Linked DNA regions of Homo sapiens: region 2 is linked to region 1. The links are chromatin contacts, found by Hi-C or POLR2A ChIA-PET in ENCODE. All regions are on one chromosome and are shown on one strand. Each heading gives the region's core, a stretch centred on a gene start or an enhancer-like site at or near the end of the contact. The rest is flanking DNA. Distances are from core to core; before and after follow the strand shown.

What was found. Hi-C counts contacts between places; a loop is a spot of excess contacts on that map. ChIA-PET counts read pairs that join two places held with the same protein, here RNA polymerase II (POLR2A). Pooled maps may share reads with other maps.
Region 2: a loop to region 1 is called in a pooled map, with 2.8 times the contacts of the local background. The contact joins two enhancer-like sites. A Hi-C loop is called at or near these places in 1 of 37 single-sample maps with no recorded cell type and 2 of 50 pooled maps. POLR2A ChIA-PET finds 5 or more read pairs at or near these places in 2 of 52 experiments (Caco-2 and PC-9).

The regions. Positions count from the first base shown.
Region 1 is chr5:139,843,612-139,850,882 of GRCh38, forward strand. NRG2 (neuregulin 2) reads right to left here. Exons shown (of 10, transcript NM_004883.3): 10 at 3,170-5,086. The coding sequence ends at 4,306. It overlaps PSD2 (pleckstrin and Sec7 domain containing 2), which reads left to right. Exons shown (of 15, transcript NM_032289.4): 15 at 1-855. Among named protein-coding and RNA genes, the nearest start is that of PSD2, 51 kb to the left of the region's middle. RefSeq lists silencers at 4,318-4,507, 4,638-5,057, 5,108-5,167. Within about 2 kb of position 4,635, at least 20 of the 41 ENCODE cell types and tissues checked have a DNase peak (open chromatin) inside an H3K27ac peak, as active enhancers do.
Region 2 is chr5:140,008,323-140,015,593 of GRCh38, forward strand. All of the region lies in intron 1 of NRG2 (neuregulin 2), which reads right to left. Among named protein-coding and RNA genes, the nearest start is that of NRG2, 31 kb to the right of the region's middle. RefSeq lists an enhancer at 3,454-3,523. Within about 2 kb of position 3,234, at least 6 of the 41 ENCODE cell types and tissues checked have a DNase peak (open chromatin) inside an H3K27ac peak, as active enhancers do.

The DNA.
Region 1 (7,271 bases), core at 3,385-5,884:
TAATTCTTGGTTGTGGGAAAAGGTGGAATGACAAGTTATTGATTGTTTTTCTGTCGCTATTTCTTTCATTTGTCTAGTGAATCAGAAAGGCTTAGCCAAGGCCACATCTGGGAAGAGTGGAGAAATTTGCCACTTGACGATCACGGATTAGCTAGCACCTTTAAGCCCTGCATTTCTCCAACTGACAAGTGGGTGGGGGTGATGGCACATTCAGTGTGGCTATGAAGAGCGAATCCTCTCTATTGTTTAAATAGATTACTGTAGTTTGGCCAGGAATTTGGCGTCAGTGGTAACACACTTAGTTAATAAAATAAGCCAGGCTTGCAACTAAGTATCTAACTTTACAGGCCCACTCACATTTGAGGCAAGGGGCTATTGAGTATGTGGAGAGATGTAGTGATTTAAATTCAGATTATTTAAGTTGGATCAGCTGAAGTGTGTTTTAGACCCAAACCATCTGGCCCCTTCGTTTTGCTCAGAGGAAGTAAATGTTCACTTAAATGAAATTGAAAACGCCATGTGGCACCACAAAAGAGCTCTCTGTACTTTCCCCATGCTGCCTCAAAAGTTCTGTGAGTTTCGGGGTCAGTGTCCCACCCTTCACTTCCCGAGGGCGGGTGAGTGGAGAGCAGAGCCAGGAGCTCTGGCAGCTGTGGACAGATGTGCTTCCTGAGCATGGGTTGTGCCTCCCATCAGTAAAAAAATGTTTAGTTCACTTCCTTAATTGTATAATTATTTATTTGTAAATTATATACATGTACTACTGTACTAAAATATTATGTACATTATAAAACATACACAAAAATAGAAATTTAAAAAAGATGAGATGAAAATAAATCTAAGTCAAAGTTCTAATAGTTCTTCCTGCATTCGAATGGATCCTCACCACCCACAACTGCTGCCTCCAACATGCCCATTTTCTAGGACTGTTCAAATTCAGGACTGGTGACATGCAATAAGTGGTTTGCGCCACCTGGTGGTCCTGGGAAGTGGCCTCGGGCTCAGGGACTTCTGGGGGTTGCCCCTTGAGGACGGTGTCTCTTGCGCCTTCATCCTCTCATTCAATGAGGGCCAACTGTGTGCTGCACGCTGGGCGGGGTGATGGGGATACGGTGGTGGGAGGAAGTTTGGCTGCCTGTCCTCGTGGGGCTCACAGTTTCGTGAGGAGAAGAACAGGCAGTTACCATTACCACTTGGGCCTCTGGGAGGGGCTGGAAAGAGAAGCCAAAAAATGACCTGGAAGAGAAAAGAAAGAACTGGGAAAGTGGGGATGAAGCCTCTGACTTGCGAAGCTGCCTGAATGTCGTCCTACGTGTTCCAGCGACGGGGCGGTGGTAGGGAAGTAGCTTGACAGGACTGCGACTCTTCCTGAAAGGCCACTGGGAAGGCTTCCCCAGGCAGAGGTTTGAGAGGCAGAGTGGAGAAGGGGCCTCTCTGGCCACATGTGTTCCCGGGTCCTAATCATACCTGTGAAATGAATGGGTGGATGACAGGTGAGGAAAGAACTCTGTTAGGTTCTGGCCTTGGACTCTCCGCACATATGGCAGGTACTGTAGGATTCAAAGCATATAATGAAGGTACCCGATGCTCATGCAAAGATCGGTGAGTTCACCAAGAGGTCATTCAGAATCAACCGAGGGCCACATAGAGATTGGTGGGTTCATTGGGTGGCTTCTGACTCTAAAATTTAGAAAGCAACAGCAACCTAGAGCCCCCAGAAAGGTCACACGAGGACAATAAGCTGGACCACACAAAGGTCAATGGGTTCCCCAAGAGTTCATATGGAGTTAATTTGGGATCCTACAGAAGCCACAAGTCACAGAGAAGAATAACTGGCTCTCAGAGAATTTTAAAGTCAACTACGAAACCAGAGACAGCAGAGGGGCCTGGATGAGATCAACAGAAGGGGGCCGGGAGGGGCCAGTGAGTTGCAGGTTTATGCAGGATTGAGTTCATTATTTTCCTTTTTAAAATTTTTTGTAGCAGATACTTTTTCCCAGCACCCCCACAATAAATACAATAACTTTAATTTGTTCTTTATTTTTTTCCATCGACTCCCTCTCATCTAGTTTTTGTCACTCTGGCTGTGTGATACAAGGATGCAAGGCACAGGATATTGTCATCACCACCATCAAATCAGCCATGTAATAGGCATCTATCACGTGCCAGCATCAGCACTGGGTACTTTATAATCTCCACAGCAACCTTTTGGAATAGGTATTTACATCACCCATTTCCCAGCAAGGAAACTGTGGCCTAGAGACGTCACACAGCTAGGCGGCACAGAGCTGGAATTTGAACTTACGCCCTGTTGATGCCAAAGCCCTCTCAACCCGCAGCCTCTCTGTCCCTCCCACCTATAGGTCTCTGACTACACACATCCTAGTGGGATTCACACACACACACACACACACACACACACGTGTAGCCGAGTGTGCATGCCAACCACCTCAGCTGTTTGGGTGGAAGACGTCCGTGTGTCTGGCTGGAACCGAATAGTTCCGGGTGCTGGGCACTGGTTTACTAAATTAGTTGATGAGGGGAAAGGCTTTTGAACCTGGGCCTCCATCTGCCTTCTCCATACTGAAATCATGTACTCTCTCTCAGGTCTGCGGGTTTAGACAGGTCCTGGCTCTGAGGGGGTATAAAGTTGGGGAAAGAGCAACACCCTGTGGGCTTATGAACTGCAGCAGCTGTGGTCCTGGCAGCTGAGGGTACCACTGTTATGCCACTTTGCATGTTCAGACTTTGCCTGTGACGTGCCTCAGGGTCCAAGGGTCATCCTGCCTTGGCTGTGCTATTACCAACCCCACAACCCATCCCTCCTCAACCACCTAGGCCGGCAACTGTTGCCTCAGTCCGGCCCATAGATCCAGGGCAGGAACTGGGCCAGAGTTCCAACGCTGAGTTTGAAGCAGAGCAATTTGTGTCAGTCCCTTGGCCAGGTTCCCCAGCAGCCAGTGGGGACACCTTGTAAATATTCTTGGAAGCGGGAGGAGGGCTGGAGTCTGTCCTGTGAGCTGGGGCCGGAGAGACCGGAGACAGGGTCACTTCCTTCCAGGGACTGCCCTGGCCCCCTCCAACCTCCAGGCCAGCATCATCCACATCCACCATGGGACTTCGTGCTCTGAGTTCCCTCCTCATCTGAGGCTAGGCACACACAGTCAAACAGGAGTTATTTCTGATTTTATTTATAATATAAAAATGTTCAAGTGTCAACAGTCAGGTGTTCAGACATTTCAGGACAGGATTCCCATCTGTTTCTGTTTGGGATTTTTTTTTTTTTTAAACAATTACCTTTTTGACAAATTAGCAGTGGACCCAGTTTTTGGGGGTGGGAGGGCAGGACTGGAGACGAGTGGATGTCATAGGTGGGTTGGGGGCTAGGAGGCAGCCTGTGAGAAGGAAATGGTGTTACTTTATTGCTAAAAGGGGAATACACTGTCGAGTGGCTCTTCTCGGTCCCAGCGTGACCATGCATCCAATCTAAAGAATCTGAAATGCAAAGGACATGCAGGTGTAAAATAGAAAAGACGACCTGTAAACGAAGGTGCTGCAGAGGACGGAGGGGCGTCCTGGAGGCTGTGGGGGACAGGAGCCGCCAACATTGGGCCCCTGGCAGAGCTGCCACCTCCCTGGGCTCAGGCTCTTGGGGAAACGTTTCTCTGCCCCCCCTCCTTTAACAGCTGTGAGTAGCCAGGGCTTCCCCATTCGGGTAGCTGTGTCTTTATCTCCCCCTGGAAGTTACCCCAGCTCCAGCTCCAAGCCTAGGGTCCTGGCCCTCTCCTCCCAGGGGTCGGGAACTTCAGCTCTTGCCTGGGAGCAAAGCTACTTCCGTCCTCAGTTCTTCCTTAGGGCCAACCCCCCACCGCCCCCCACCCTCGCCCCCAACAGAACCCGCACCTCTTCTCTCCCAGCTGTCACTCTCAGCACCCCACAACCCAGACCTGTCCCCCGGAGCCCCAGATGAGCATACAGCAAAAGGCACCACAAAATAGGTTTCTATTAAAGAGTCAAAAAATTGGCCCATCTCTCTTTTTTTTTTGTTGTTTCTTTTTTTTTTCCGAAGCTGTAAATCAGGATGTTACATATAAATAGTTTCCCTATAAAAACGCCTTTGCCGTTAGCTAGTATTATAAGACAATTTTTGCTAAAATGAAAATAAAACATTTTGTTATACTTTTTTCCTTTTATAGAAAATAAAAATATTTTTATTTCTTTTTTCCTCCTTTCTCTCCAGTAGGCGGTCTCTGGTCTCCTTAAAGATAGTGGGGCGGGCGGGGCGGAGGGGCGCGCGGCGGGGCCCTAGAGTGGCGCCGAGTCCTGCTTGGCCCGCGGGGGCGGCCCGCGGCTGTGTCTGCTGCTGGCCCGCGTGCTGTGGCTGTCCAGTGAGTAGTAAGTCCTGCTGTCGGCCGCCGGGCACAGTGGCGGCGAGTCCGAGCGCAGCGCGTCGTGCGCCCCACGCAGGCCCAGGAAAGGTGTGCTCTCGGCCGCCAGCGCCCCGTCCGCGTCGTCCGCGTCGTCGTCCGACGCCGAGGCTGAGCCGCCGCCCGAGCCGCTGCTCAGCGACAGCGAGTCCCTCGCCGCCCGTGCGCGCTGCGCCGCCAGCCCGTTGAGGCGCGAGCGGCGCCAGCGCCGGGGCCCCGCCGACGTCCTGCGGGACGCACCGCGCGCGCGCGGCCGCGGCGGCGGCGGGGGCGCGCACTCCTGCGTGGTCTCGTACTCGTCGTCCTCGGGGATGCGGAAGGGGCTGGCAGGCAGGCTGCCCAGGCTGCCGCCGAGCGCGCAGGTCCCGCGCCGCGGTCCGGGCCCCGCCGCGGGGTAATAGTAGCTGTCATAGCTGCGCTGCATGTCTGCGCCGGGCCCGGGCCCGGGCCCGGGTCCGGGTCCCGGGCCGGGGGGCGCCGGGTGCCGCAGTAACGGCTGCTGCTCGGCCAGGCGGTAACTGATGGGCGCCGCCGGCGGCAGCGACACGGCGTGCGCCGAGTTGGGGGACGTGATCTCGAAAGTTGGCACCTGCGTGGCCAGCGAGTAGTGGAAGTCCACGGGCGAGAGGCGCGCGGGCGTGGTCAGGGCCGACACGTACCTGCGGGGAGAGGCAGAGGCATGGGCCAGGGCCAGGCCGGGCCGGCGCGGGGGAGGGGGGGTTGGGGGTGGGGTAGGGTGGGAGGGGCGGACCCAGACTTGCCTTAACCTTGCCCGAGACCCCGCCTGCAAGAATGACGGCAGCAACCCTCAGTGGCCTTATGCAATTTCCTAAACCTCTCCGAGCCTCGGTTTCCTTATCTGTTACGCGGGCATAACCATGGTGTTGATTCCATAGCTCTGTTGGGATGATTCCAGATTGTATCAGTGGGATGTGTTAGCCCTGTGCCTGACCCTGGTAAGCTTTCATGAATGGTCACTTGCTGTGGGAATGCTCACCGTCAGGGGGTCAGGCTCACGCTGGGGTACATGTTCCATCTGGTTTAATACCGCAGCTCTGTAAGACCCTTCCGCCAGTCCCATTCTACACGCAGGAAAGTAACACTCAGAACGTTTAATTCTACACGCAGGAAAGTAACACTCAGAACGTTTAAGTGACTTATTCAGGATTTACACAGCCAAGAAGTGGCAGAGCTGGGATGTGACTTGAGGCTAGTCAGGAACCAGGACTCATACTGCCCAATTCCAGAAGCCATTAGTCTCCATTCAGATACCCCTGTGACCTGGCCTCACTGCCCCACAGGGACAATTCCTCCCATGCCCTGATGGCTTCAGTGAGGGAAATATTCCTCCTTACAGTGAAGTCAAAACCTGCTTCAGGGGAGTACCAAGATCCCATGAGGTGTCTCTGCTTGTGGCTACAGACCCATCCCCACACCACCAGCTCCTTCAGAAGTCTGGCCTTGCTAATATCTCCCAGGCTGGATCCCGGGTACCTGTCCCCTTTTGTGCTCCACATCCCCCTTGTAAGCCCATCAGTCTTCTGCCCCACCGTTGTCACCTCAGGACAGGGGCCACCCACCTCCACGCTTCCCTTCCAAACTGCACAGCTGGGCATCTCACTGCTCTCTGGAACCAGCCTGGAGTCCCCATTATCATTTTTTCTGAATCGCCTGACTCCTCCCTCTTCCCTTTCCCACCGGCACATCTGATTAACCACCAAGTCCTACCCATTCCCTTCTCCGGAAGCACACTCTCCACCCCATCCTGGGCCCGACTGTTCACATGTGGTCATCTGGGTCCACCCCAGGGTCTCTCCTCCTTCACTCTATGCAGTTCCCAGAGCAATCTTGTAAAGTCACAGCTCTGCTGAAGCCGGTCTTCCTGTTTACCCACCCAGGGTCAGTCTGTCTGGCCTCAGCTTGCCTGTTCAGGCCCAGCTCCTCTGCTCCCTACAGCCCACTCTGTTCCAGGCACCTCACTCATCAGCCCTGTTCTTAAGTGCCTCTGTTGGAACAGCTCAAGTTGTTCCCCGTGCCTAGAATGCTTTTCTTCCTGCTCTCCTGCCTCTCCCCTTCCTACCACCCATTAAGGAGTCTCATTGCTGTGGTTACGATTCATAAATAGCTACACCTAGTGAGCATCAGCTCCATGCCAGGGATGAGACAAAGAGCTCTGTGCACATGATCTCAGGTGGCCTTCACTTGAACCATGCATAGTAGCTTTTGTTCTCCCTGTTCTACAGCTGAGGGAACAAGGTACAGAGGTGATCAGTCTGCCCCAAATCACACAGGTGGTGGAGCTGGGCTTAGAAAATCTGGCTACTTCCCAGAGCCTACAGTCAGACTGGGTCTCTCTGCCCTGGTGTGGTGTCATGTTTAGCACCTTCCATAGGCTGCTGTAAGCTTCCTTGGTTTGTTTCTGTGGCTAGGAGCTCCTCAGGAGCAGGAACCTGGCAGGCCACTTCTGGATTCCCAGCCAGGCCTGCCCAGCACAGGGCCTGGCATGGAGTAGGCTGAGTTGAGAGCAAGGGAATATCTGCTCCTCTCCCTGCTCCCTGGTGTGGAGTTTTTAGTACCACTCATCTTTCCCTGCTCACCTCCTACAGACCCCACTTGCTGAGGGCCACTCAGGGCTGAGCAAGGTGGCAGGGGTGCTGGCCCTTGACTTCTGGCTTGGAGTCAGGGAAGAAAGGGCGTTTCCTGGTTCTTACTACATCCACTGCTTAGGAAGCCAACAAGGCCTTGAACCCTGGGGTCTTGTTGCTGCTACTGCCAAGGCCTGCCATCATTCTTGGCTCACGTCCATCTTGTGCTGGTCAGTGTCCTCAAAGGCAACCTCCCCTC
Region 2 (7,271 bases), core at 1,984-4,483, 160 kb after region 1:
TGGCCCCTTTTACTGGATAGCTGACCACACAACTGTTTGCTGCATTTATTCAACAAATATTTATTGAGCACCTATTATGTGCCAGAAACTGAACTAGGTAATGGTCATTTGGGTCTGACCTACTCTCTCTAAGGTCTAGTCCTATTATAGGCCCACTTCTGGGATTGCTTAGAGATCCCTTACTCCTTACTAAACCAAGTTTCCCTACAGTGAGCTCATCTTTACCTGAGCTAGCTTGGGAGATTCTAACTTTGGCTTGTGACCAAAAGAGAAAAACTAAAACCAAATGAAATGTATATACACTACAGTGAATTCCAGACGGGTCAGCATTAAATGCCAACTTAAAACCTAGAATATAAGAGAATGCTTATTTATCCCTCTCAGTCGGGGAGAAATAACTGACAAATGATATGACCAGAGACTCAACTGGTGAGTTCAAAAAAATAAATGCATGAAACAAGGAGGTATAGTACTATGGTTAGGATATAGGCTCAGAAATCAGACAGGCATGTCTCTGCTACTTACTGTGTGGTCTTGAGCAAGTTACTTAACCTCTCTGTGTCTCAGTTCCCCATATGAAAAATGGGATAATAGCAATAGAACCAACCTCCCAGGGTTGTTGCAAGGACTGAGTGAGAGACAAAACAATTACACAGCAAAACAATGACATAGCACTAGTGCATATTCAGTAACCATTATTTCTGGCACTTAGGAGTCATTTAGCACTCATCCTCCAATCTGATCCTATGCTTTCCCTAAAAGATCCTGGCAAAATGGCACCACAAACTTCCCTGAGCTGCATCATCAATAAAGTAGAAGCTCAGCATACTGTGAAGATTCATTGCTTTTCAAAGCCCCACAGAAGAAATCAGCAGCATCTCAGATTGTGGCTGCCTCTGCTGCTGCTGCAGAGCTGGACACATGGAATCTCTCACTGTCTTGCCTCCAGTTGAAAGAGGCCTCAGAGTCAGTGTCCTAAATCTAAGAACCAGATCTCTTCTTACCCAGAGCTAAGCAGACAGCTTTTCAAGAGTGGGCCTTTATACTCTATGTTACCCATAATATTCTAAATGGGATTCTACATACAGGAGGCACTTTAAAAAATGCTTTGACAATTATGAATAAAGCTTCTATAAACATCCTTCTGCAGGTTTTTATGTAAACATAAGTTTCCAACTCCTTTGGGAAAATACCAAAGAATGAAATTGCTCGATCTTACGGTAAGAGTAGTTTAATTTTGTAAGAAACTGCCAAACGCTCTTCCAAAGTGGCTGTACCATTTTGCATTCCCACCAACAATGAATGAGAGGATGTCCCACATCCTTGCCAGCTTTTGGTGTTGTCAGTGTTTATTCATACCTGCCAAAATTTGGAAGTAACCAAGATGTCCTTCAGTAGGTAAATGAATAAATAAACTGTGGTACATCCAGATAATGGAATATTATTCAGCACTAAAAATAAATGAGCTATCAACCCATGAAAAGACGTAGAGGAAACTTAAATGCATATTACTAAATGAAGGACGCCAATCGGAAAAGCTTACATATTACATCATTCCAACTATATGACATTCTGGAAAAGGCCAAACTATGAAAACTATAAAAAGATCAGTGGTTGCCAGGGGCTGAGGGGAGAGAGGAGTGAATGGGTGGAGCATAGAGGATTTTTAGAGCAGTCAAAAATTTCTGTATGAGGCCGGGCACAGTGGCTCACACCTGTAATCCCAACACTCTGAGAGGCCAAGGTGGGTGGATCATTTGAGGTGAGCAGTTCAAGACCAGTCTGGCCAACGTGGTGAAACCCTGTCTCTACTAAAAATACAAAAATTAGATGGGCATGGTGGCAGGTGCCTGTAATCCCAGCTACTTGGGAAACTGAGACATGAGAATTGCTTGAACCCAGGAGGTGGAGGTTGCAGTGAGCTGAGATTGTACCACTGCACTCCAGCCTGAGTGACACAGCGAGACTGTCTCAAAAAAAAAATAAATAAAATTCTGTATGATAGTATAATGAATACATGTTCTCATACACTTGTCCAAACCCATAGAATGTACAACACTGAGAGTGAAGCCTAATGTATAGACTTTGGGTGATAATGGCGTGTCAATGTAGGCTTATCAATTGTAACAACAGTAATTGTAACTTATCAATTGTAGGCTTATCAATTTTAACAACAACAATTGATAATTGGGACACTGTACATGTGGGGGGCAGGGAGTATATGGGATATCTCTGTGCTTCATCTCAATTTTGCTGTGAACCTAAAATTTCTGTTAGAAAAATAAAGTCTTAAAAAAAAAAACAGGACAGAAAATATGCTTTGAACTAAATACTTCTTTATTGTCCGTGAATAGAACTAGGAATGTGTACCTTAAGGTCACAGGTGAAGGTGACATATGCCAGGACTGAGTCCCCCTCCCATCCACAAGGGACAGTGTCTTCCTCATGCTGTATTGGGTACTTTAGTTATAGCCAGAACCCTCAGTGATCCAGGTGAAGAACTTGGAAAGCATCGGACACATCCGTGCTCCCCCACAGGCTCTCTAAGACTTGTTAACAGTTGTTTAAACATTCTTTGAATCTGGCCCCCCTTCATAAGGCCTACTGCCTTGCCTTGGTGCAGGCCCTGGTCATCTCTCCACTGGCAGTTTTTAGATTCCAGCTATAGAGGGTTCTCCTGGCTCCCTCCCACTACTGTTTGTCCTGCATACAGCTGTCAGAGACCAAAAACTAAACAGGTCGCTTTCTTATATAAGCCTTCAGGTGATCTTATCTTGTTACAAAGAGTAAAGACTAAACTTCTCAGCATAGCCTACAAGACTTTTAACAATCTGGCCACAGCCTATCTTATATCTTGCAATAGCATCTTTTGCCACTTTGGACACATAGTACATTTGGTGCCCTCAGGTTACTTCCTATGTTATAGCCTCTTCCTTAAAACTCTGTGTCAACTTTCTCTAAGTGGTTCCTCATCCCTGCCTGATAACTCCTTAATCTTCCTTCGGGATTATGGTAGGCAGCCTCTGAGATGGACTCCAGTGATCTTATCGCCTAGTACTCCTGCCCCTGTGCAATACTTTCCCTGAGTGTGGGCTGGACCTACTGACTCACTTAGAATAAATAGAATATGACAAAAGTGATGGGAGGTCAGTTCTGTGGTTGGGTTACTACAAATAGACTGTGACCTCCCTCCTCCCACCCTTTCTCTCTCTCTCTCCCTCACCTGCTCTGAGAGAAGTCAGCTGCCATATCATGAACTGCCCTACAGTGAGATCCATGTGGCAGGGAACTGATGCCTCTGGCCAACAGCCATCGAGGACCTGAAGCCTGCCAATGGCCACATGAATGAGTCTGAAAGACCACTGTTGAGCCTGAGATGACTGCATCCCTGGCTGACACCTTATTTGTAGCCTTGTGAAAGTCCCTAGACTGGAGGACTCACATCTGGATTTCTGACTGATAGAAACTATGAGAAAATAAATGTTTGTTGTTTTAACCCACTACATTTTGGGGTAATTTGTTGTGCAGCCACAAATAACTAATAAGAGGACCCAACTCAAAAATCATTAATCTATTAAACATTTCTTAATACTTTCTTCTCCCCTAGTCCATCTATACCTCTCCCATTGCACATGGGATGAATTCATACTACTTAATACAGCCCCCAAGGCCCTACATGATGATCCAATTCAGCTCACCTTCCCAAACTTCTCTTGCACCACTGCCCATGGCACCTGGGGCAATGAATCTCCTTTCAGTTACTTCAGTGTGCCCCAGTCTCATCTTTATCCCTTTGCACATACCGTTCCCCCTTTCTAAAGTACTTTTCCCTGTCTTTTTACCTCATTAACTTTGACTTGTTCTTCAAAATCCCAACTCAAATCTCTTTCCTCCAGAAAGATTCTTCAATCCCAAGGCGGGGTTTAGGTATCCTTCACTTGTGCTCCCCCTTACCTTGTACTTTTCCAATCACAGCAATTATGCCATCATGCCAAATGCTTCTGACTTGCTTATCTTCTGGGCTGGATTGTAAGCTCTTTGAGGGCAGGGCACACATCTGTCATTCACTATATACACAAAGTAATCCTGTCTTAACTTTCAGAAATTTCATTGTACTCATAAGTGGTCATTCCAATACCCTGGCTTCTCAGTTCCTTGAACTCTTCTTCTCTAGTCGTCTTGTGCTCCACCTCATTCTACCCACTGACTCTCATGCTCATTCATACTTGAGAGTCATCTCTACCCATCACCTTGTTATTACCAAGAAATGCAACCCTTCCATGATATCAAATGCATGCATCCTACTCTCCACCTACCAACTCCTACCTTCCAGCTTACACCCTCTACTGTTTGGACTCCAGCAATTCTTCTATCTTAACAGGATTTAAATTCATTGATACTACCACCTTTTTACTGATTCTCACAGTGAATATGATGTTCTTTCTTCCCTTCTCTTTCTTTCTTCCATTCATTCATGATCAATTTTTATAATAATTCTATTTCTTCATTTGGCAAAACCACAATTCTAGTCAAATCCAACCCAGTACCTGTGCCCATGCAATTGAATGTAGCTGGAGAAATGCACACAATCACCTAGACTGGTCTCACTTTAAATTCATATCCATGAGCCAAAGATGAGCCCTTAATGTGCCTGACAATCATACTGTACCTCCCTAGTTTATTCTATTCACCCACCTACTCTTCTAGATGACTACTTCACACCCTCTTTCTCCTCAAACTTCGAACATCTCCTCCCTCATACTCTCAGCTGTTGACCTTGTTTCCTACTTTACTGAGAAAATTGAAACGATCAGAAGAGAATTTCCACTGACTCCCACCACAACATATATGCATCTGTCGGCATCCATATACATAACTCTGCCTCTCTCCTGTTACTGTAGATGAATTATCCATGATCCCAGAGCCAATCCCTCTACTTGTGTGCCAGATCCCACTCTTCTACTCTAAGAAAGCATTTAGACAATCTCCTCTCACCTTCCCACACCATTAATTGCCTCCTCTCAACTGGCTCATTCCTACCAGCATATAAGCATGCGTTACTTCTATATTAAAAAATAATAACAGAGTTTCAGTTCAGAAAGACAAAAAAGTTCTGGAGATGAATGGTGGTGATGGTTGCATAACAATGTGAATGCACTTAATGCCACTGAACTGCACACTTAAAATGGTTAAAATGGTAAACTTTATATTATGTGTATTTTACCACAGTAAAAAATAATGAAATTAAAACCCCTCCAGATTCAATTTCCCCTAACAGCTACCACCCTACTCCTTTGTTCACCTTTGTAGCAAACTTGCAATAAATTCCTTCTCTTCTCTTCCATTCTCTGGTAAATCTACTTACATGAAGCTTTAACCCCCACTACTGCACTGAAACTGTTCTTGTCAAAATCCCCAATGGCATCCACATTGCCAAACCCATTGATAATGAGGTTAGTACTCATCTAACTTGACCCCTCAGCAGCACTGGAACCAGTCAACCTCTCCCTTCTAATTGGTGAACATTCTTCACTCATCTTCCAGGTCACCACATTCTCTTGGTTTTCTTCCTACCTCACTAGTCACTTTTTCTCAGTCGTCTTTTCTGGCTTCTTCTCTTCTCTCTAACCCTTTAATATTGTAGTGTCTAGGGCTCGAGTCCTTGCTCTTCTTTTCTGCTCTACCTATGTTCATTCCTTTGGTGATCTCAACTACTTTCATAGCTTTTAATACCACCTATATGCTGTTGATTTCCATATTTATACCTCCAGCCCCTATCTTACTCTCCACTTAACACATCCACACTATCCAAAACCAAACCCCTTAATTGTCCCCAAAATTTGATCCACTCAGACTCTTCCCATCTCAATGGCGATATCATGTCTCCAGTCGCTCAGGTAAAAAAGCTTGGATTTTTTTTTCCTTTTTTTCTGAGACAGAGTCTCGCTCTGTTGCCCAGGCTACAGTGTAGTGGTGAAATCTCGGTTCACAGCAACTTCTGCCTCCTGGGTTCAAGCATTTCTCGTGCCTCAGTCTCTCAAGTAGCTATAACTACAGGCATGCACCACCATGCCCAGATAATTTTTGTATGTTTTGTAGAGATGGGGTTTTGCCATGTTGCCCAGGCTGGTCTCAAACTCCTGAGCTCAAGCAATTCGCCCGTCTCAGCCTCCCAAAGTGCCGGGATTACAGGCATGAGCCACAGTGCCCCGCCTGGATTCATTTTTTTACTCCTCCTTTTCTGTCTCACTCTATATTTTATCTATCAGGAAGTCTTTTGGGCCTTATCTGTTAAAAATATCTACAATCCAGCCTCTTCTCATCCCCTCTTTCACAACTACAATACACCAAGCCACCACCATGTCTCACCAGATTTCTTCAGTGGCTACCTAACTGGTTTCCCTGCTTTCACTCTTGCTCCTAAATGTCTATTCTCAACATAGCACACTTTGTGATCCCTTTCAAATAAGTAAAATTATATTACTCCTCTGCTCAAACCCTCCAGCAGATCCTTTTTACACTGAAATAAAAGGCCAAGTCTTCACAAAGGCCCACAAGGCCCTATTTGATCTGGCACCACTGCTGCTCTAAACTCCGCTCATTCTACTGTAGCCATATGGGCCTTTTTGCTGTTCCCCAAACATGCCAGGCATGCTTCCACCTTAGGGAGAACTCCCTCTGCCTGAAATTCCTTTCACCATGATATCTACCTGCCTAGCTCCCTTACCTCCTTCCAGTTCTCTGCTCTAATGTCACGTTGTAATTTAGGTCTACCATAACCACTCTATTTAAAATTGCAATCCACCCCTCTGCACTCCCATTACCTCCCTCCATTTTTTTTTCTTATAATATTTATAACTTTCTAAATATTATCTAATTTGCTTATTTATTATGTATATTATTGGTCGCTTACTACCAGAAAGTAAATTCCATGAGGGCAGAGATTTCTGTCTTCTCAATATTCCAAGCACCTGGAAGAAGTTTTAATATATAGGAGGAACTCAAATATTACTCAATGAATGGATAAGCCCAATGTAATGCCTAGCACATGATAGATGCCTACAAAATATCTTATATATGAATGAATGGAGAAATAAATGGTCTATTTATCACTAGACTGTGAGTGTCCCATGGGCAGGGATGTGACATATTCATCTTTGTGTCCCCAGTACCCAAGACATTAACGGAGATTCCATAAGTGTTGGTTAATTAAAAGAAAAAAACCTGAAAATGAATGAGGTAGGACTGGATCTGTGCGGTACCAGCATTCT